2 separate regions of the Homo sapiens genome follow, and region 2 is linked to region 1. The links are chromatin loops, found by intact Hi-C in ENCODE. Cell type or tissue: IMR-90. All regions are shown on one strand. Links, peaks and the distances in the headings refer to the core of each region. The heading gives the core; the rest is flanking DNA.

Region 1 (2,925 bases), core at 164-2,663:
CAATCACTGATACTTGCACAAGGACCTGAAGGAGGTGAAGGAGGGGACCTGGGAGCCATAAGGAGAAAGACTTTGAAGTACGTGCTTGTTTGGCATATTCTAGGACCAGCAAGGAGACCCCCTGGGGCAGGGCAGGAAGCGCCAGAAGCTGATTGCTATGAGGTCTGACTGTTTTTCCTTGTTCACTCTAAGCTGGGAAGACAGTCACGAAGTTTGAGCAGAGCAAAGACGTGATCCGACTTAAAAGAACCACTCTTACTTTAGTGTTAACCATGGACCAGGCATCAGAAACCTTTTTATGTAAAGGTCCAGATAGTAAATATTTTAGGCTTTACAGGCTATATGATCTCTTTCACAACTACTCAACTCTGCTATTTTAGTACAGAAGCAGCCATAGACAATATGGAAGTGAAAGGCTACGGCTGTGTTCCAATAAAACTTTATTTTTTATAAAACAGGTGTCAGGCTGGATTTGGTTCCCATGCCACAGTTTGCCAACCACTAAACTAGACCATTTGCCAAGTGGTTTTGAATTGTGGCTATGAGTGCGTAATTATTTTGTCTGTATCACTTGTCAGCCAAAACACACCCCAAACAGTCTACCATCTATTGATAATTTTTATGTGTAATGCCCTATTTACACAATTCATCTGTTACCACCTCAAAGCCGTAGATGTAATTTAATAAGTTGATGCTTTTAAAAGACTTGTCTATTAGAAAGAAAGTTAGCCATTCATAGTTTCTTCATATCAAAGTTCCCATATCACTTTGAGGAATGGAATATCCAGGACAAGGACTGTGTTCCCTGTAATGATTGTTGTGAGTTCTGCTTACTCTTCTCTACTTTTTTCTCTGACTGGGCTAGCCCAGTGCAGTCCAAGAGAAATGTAACATGGGTCTCAAGTGCAAACCATATCAAGAAGTTTAAAACTTCTAGGAGCCACATAAAAAATGCAAAAAGAAACAAGGGAAATTAATTTTAATAATGTTTCGTTTAAACCAAAATATTTCAGTACGTCATCAATATAAAATTACCGAGATATTTTACATTCCATATCTTGTACGAAGTCTGAATTCTGGTGTGTATTTTGCAATGTAGACTAGTCACATGTCAAACCCTCACTCCGTGGCCACATGTGGCTCTTGGCAGAGATCTACAGGATTGGAGAAGGCTCAGAATTTGGCCTTCCCTGATGAATGGCCTTTTGTAAAAACAGTAGCAACACTAATAACCCAGCAATAATCTTTAAGCTAATTTGTGAAACTAATTTACTTTTTCTTTGAAAGAGATTACAGGTATGGACCACTTTACAAGCACTGAGATTATTATTATTGCTGTCTTCCAGTTACTCAACAATGATGAACAGCAAAGTATGATATAAGGAGGACTTCTAATATTCAATAGAGTTTTCTTTTCTTGTCTTTGTTTAAGTTTCTTTTTTTTTTTTTTTTTTTTTTTGAGATGGAGTTTCACTCTGCCACCCAGGCTGGAGTGCAATGGTATGATCTTGGCTCACTGCAACCTCCACCTCCTGGGTTCAAGCAATTTTCCTGCCTCAGCTTCCCAAGGAGCTGGGATTACAGGTGCCCACCATGCCCGGCTAATTTTTTTGTATTTTTAGTAGAGACGGGGTTTCACCATGTTGGCCAAGCTGATCTCAAACTTGTGACCTCAGGTGATCCACCTGCCTCGGCCTCCCAAAGTGCTGGGATTATAGGCGTGAGCTACCGTGCCTGGCCTAAATTTCTCATGTGCTTACTAGGTAACTGGTTACAAATATAAAAATTGCAAAATCAGCTCACTAGTGATTCTCTCACCCTCACCCCCAGCTCAATAACTGGCTCTAGAGTCATTTGGCAAGACTTTAGAACTGCACGGATTGCACCTTCTCCCCCTTCAGGGAGAATCTTCTGTGTGCTCTATCGGTTGTTTTCAATGTGAAACAGGACTCAGAGGTGGTGGCCACTGAAGGCCCAACCTGCAAATAAAGCTTAGTAATATTCATTTTGCACAATTTAAATACATATGTGTACATTTACTAATCTATAACTGATCCCCCCAATACAGAATTATCTGGAATTTGCATAAGAAACTGTTTATATAAACTGCAAAACACCTATATGTTAAATGATTTTTAATAGAATTGAAATTCTAAGAAATTAAATTCTTTTTTCTATTCTTTGAGAAAGGTTCTTGCTCTGTCACCCAGGTTGGAGTGCAGTGGCACGATCATGTCTCACTGCCACCTAGACTTCCTGGGCTCAGGCAATCCTCCCGTCAAGGCTCACAAGTAGCCCAGACTACAGGCACATGCCACCATGCCCAAATAATTTTTTTAAAAATTAATTTTTTCTGTGGAGACAGGGTCTCATAATGTTACCCAGGCTGGTCTGGAACTCCTGGGCTCAAGTGATCCTCCCACCTCAGCCTCCCAAAATGCTGGGACTACTGGCATGAGCCACCATGCCCAGTCTCTACAAAAAAACTTTTTAAAAAAATTAGCCAGGCGTGGTGGCATGTGCCTGTAATCCTAGCTACATGGGAGGCTGAGGTGGGAGGATAGCTTGAGCCTTGGAGGTCGAGGCTGCAGTGAGCCATGATCATACCGCTGTACTCCAGCCTGGGTGACAGAGTGAGAACCTGTCTCCAAAAAAAAAAAAAAAAAAAAAAAAAAAGGAAAAAGAAATTAAAATATAAGACAACATAGAGTTTGAGAGTTGGCAAACAGCAGGGCATAAATAAAATAAATAAAATGCTACAGAGCCATTTGACTAAAATTTTTGAGAAACTTGTAGCACTACAGCAGGGCTACTCCAACGGCCTGTAACAGCAGTAAAAGCAGCAGCACCTTTCCTCACTTTGCCAGACACTGCCGTTTTGGCTTTATCACCCGGAGGGGGTCCCATGCCATTGTGGGAGTGTCC
Region 2 (2,925 bases), core at 330-2,829, 57 kb after region 1:
CCGATCCCCTGTGATTATAAACTTGAGATTCTTTAAGAAAGTAGAAAGGTTGTAAGATATTATGAGTCATAGGATATTTCCAGTTTTGAAGTAATAAGACAAAAATCATTAACTAAACAAATTGGCATTAAAAAAAAACAGTATTTTTGAGAGGACCAGTCCAGACAATGTGTCTGTAAGATAGACTTTACAAACTTAGTTTGATTAATTTTTGTTTTTCCGAGGATATGATTCTTTTCTATAATTACTGTTCTGTTTTTTTCTGACAGGCTATCAAATATTGGCTGCCTTAAGCTCTCTGTGAACTGAGTTATTCTCAATAATACTCTGTATTATGAAGGCATTATTTGAGTGGCTGTCCACTGTGATCTGGTTATTTGGAGCTTTACATAAAACAGGTGGTTCTTGCATCTCATTGACATTTCTTATTATCCAGAATTCACCATCCTTTTTCTATGGCTCATCATATGCAGGCCATCACAGACAGGGCCCTATCCTATGGTTTGCCCGAGTTTATTTGGTTTTTCATTTACATTGTGGTCTTTTCTCTTAGATACTCCAAGTTTGCATGTTTTTGGACTTTATCAAGGCTCTTGCTATATGGTTATGTGTTTATTTACACTGGGAATAATTCCCAAAAGGCTTTGCAATAGCTAATTGTATTTGTTTGGCTCTGTGAGATGACCCAGGCACCTCCGATTCCAATCAGAGGGGCCACTTACTTTGAGTGGACATGAGGCTGATGCCCAGAACCAAAGAGGAAGCAGCCTCTGATCCATGATCCTATAGTCACAGTGCTGCTCAATCGTGCCGTTTCTGCTGACCCAAATGCCTGGAGTTGACCCTGTTTGTCTCTCCAAACCTCTTTACTGGTTTTCCTTGACTTAGATGATGCTTTGAACTTGATCTGTTGTACTATGACTGTAATTCCAAGAGCACAGGCTTTCCCGTCATGTAGAGCAATATCCAAATCCTGCCTCAATCGTTTGTTACCTTTTGATCTTGAGGATGTTACTTCATCTCTGTGGGTTTCAGTTTCTTCATCTGTCAAAGGAGAATAACAGCACACTGGCAGAGTTGTTATAACAATTAGATAAAATGTTTCTAAAACTCCTTTAGAAAGCCTGGTTCTGTATCATGGACACTAACTATGAGGCCTGAGCAGATTCAAGAGAGGGATCTGCCTTTGATATGGTTTTGGGTGTTAGGGGTCAGGTGGGAGAAGAGAAAAAGAAGGAAGAGATACAAGGCAGAGTAATGGACTCTGGGGCAAGAATTGTGGAGCCTCACTACCTGAATATGCAGCCTGGCTCTCCCATGTGTTAGCTGTGTGGCCTTCGTGGTTATTGAACTTCTCTGTTGCTGCACTTTTCTCATCTATAAAATGGAGATTGAAATAGTGCCTAACTCAGTAAATGCGAAGTGCTCAGAGCAGTACCTAACATGTAGTACTAATTGTCCAGTATTAGTAGATTTACTCTTTTCCCAGGGTTTTACACTTTACATTTAACTACACCTGATAATCCGCTTACTGATCAATACGTCTTTTTGCAGCCTCAGTAACCTAAAAGTATTAAGATCATTTTGGCCTTTTTAGTATACTCGTATAAACAAAAGTTTCTCCTTTCAAAGAAGTCATATGAAGAGGTGCTACATTTATGTCACTACATCAACATATTTGAATAATTATTTTTAAATTTTCCTTAGATTCTGAAAAAAGAGATTCTTTTCAGTATCCTCAGTAATAACAAATCTTTGTCCTTGAATACAGAGTATCAAAAATTAAGCCAACTCTATTAAGATAAGTTATCTATGCAGATACTATCTTCTATATGTATAATTTTGCATACTTGTACAGTTAGATATACTTTATAACTTTATAATCTCAATAAAACATACACATATCTATTTATATATAAACTGTGAGTGAGTGAGTGTGTGTGTGTTTGTGTGTTTTGGGAAAGGGAGTATCAGGAACCAGTGTTTAATGTAAGCTGAACTATTTTCATGAACATAAATTCAATCATTGAGTCACAGCTCATATGAAAAAAATCACATGTGATTTATTGCATGTTTCAGAGCTTTTAAAATAAAGCCTAATTAGATTTTTGACCTTATGGGATGAATTCTACATAAAGCATGCATTGAGTCTAATGGAGTAAAAAATGAACATCTTTTCTTTCCAGTTCTGCCGTCCTTTTCCTCCCTTCCATATACCTACATCCTATAGACACCATAATACTATAGCACTGATCTTGGAGGAACCTGCAGAAAAGGCCATCAAATGCAGTGGGGGCGGAGGGGGTGCTGTACTTCAATAAGACACTCAATCTAACCTTGGGCATAAGCGTGCCTCCTCTTTGCCTGAGAAAGCTTTACTGCTTTAGCAGCCAGTGATATATCTGTATGCATTTGGCATCCTGAACGTGGCCACTTTAATTATTTTAAGGTTTCCTCTAAAAGTCTGCCTTGCTACTTGAATGGAGATGTGGTCATTTGTGCTAATTGCATTTTAGAATCTCTATTTTATTGGTTACAATAAGCTAATGTTTACAACTTTTGTTCATATCAAATGCCATTGGGCACTTAATTATGTAACAATTTGCTACCTAGGTATATTTTGCAAACATCAAAAGGCACCAGTCCATCTCCACATCACTATGTCTGTACTATGTGTGCATCATATAGCTGTGGCTTTTTTTTTCAGGCTCATTGAAGTGCTGCATTCCCACTGCTACTGAAGCCCAGGGTCTTGGCTTGAGAGCCCTCTGCCTGATGCCCAGAAAGGGATTTGAGACTGAGACAATATTGTTGCACTAGGGTCTTTGCCATGAAGCTTTTAAGAATGAGAGAAACTAAGATACAATATGACTTGTGGATCTCCAGGATCATACGCTGCTTGGATAGCTTACTTGTTGAAAGCAG

The links. Peaks named below come from ENCODE experiments on the same cell type or tissue, not always from the same donor. Only the 100,000 strongest peaks of a DNase experiment are listed, where the experiment ranks them.
Region 2: a loop joins it to region 1, with 2.5 times the contacts of the local background. A loop is called at or near these places in 2 of 110 quality-filtered maps.

What each region holds. Positions count from the first base shown.
Region 1 is chr6:22,078,866-22,081,790 of GRCh38, forward strand. All of the region lies in intron 8 of CASC15 (cancer susceptibility 15), which reads left to right. Among named protein-coding and RNA genes, the nearest start is that of NBAT1, 67 kb to the right of the region's middle. In IMR-90, for the core only: no CTCF peak of the experiment used is centred there; a DNase peak (open chromatin) is centred at 1,116.
Region 2 is chr6:22,135,626-22,138,550 of GRCh38, forward strand. The region is part of intron 9 of CASC15 (cancer susceptibility 15); the gene reads left to right. It overlaps NBAT1 (neuroblastoma associated transcript 1), which reads right to left. Exons shown (of 3, transcript NR_034143.1): 3 at 1-1,044. Among named protein-coding and RNA genes, the nearest start is that of NBAT1, 10 kb to the right of the region's middle. In IMR-90, for the core only: no CTCF peak of the experiment used is centred there; no DNase peak of the experiment used is centred there.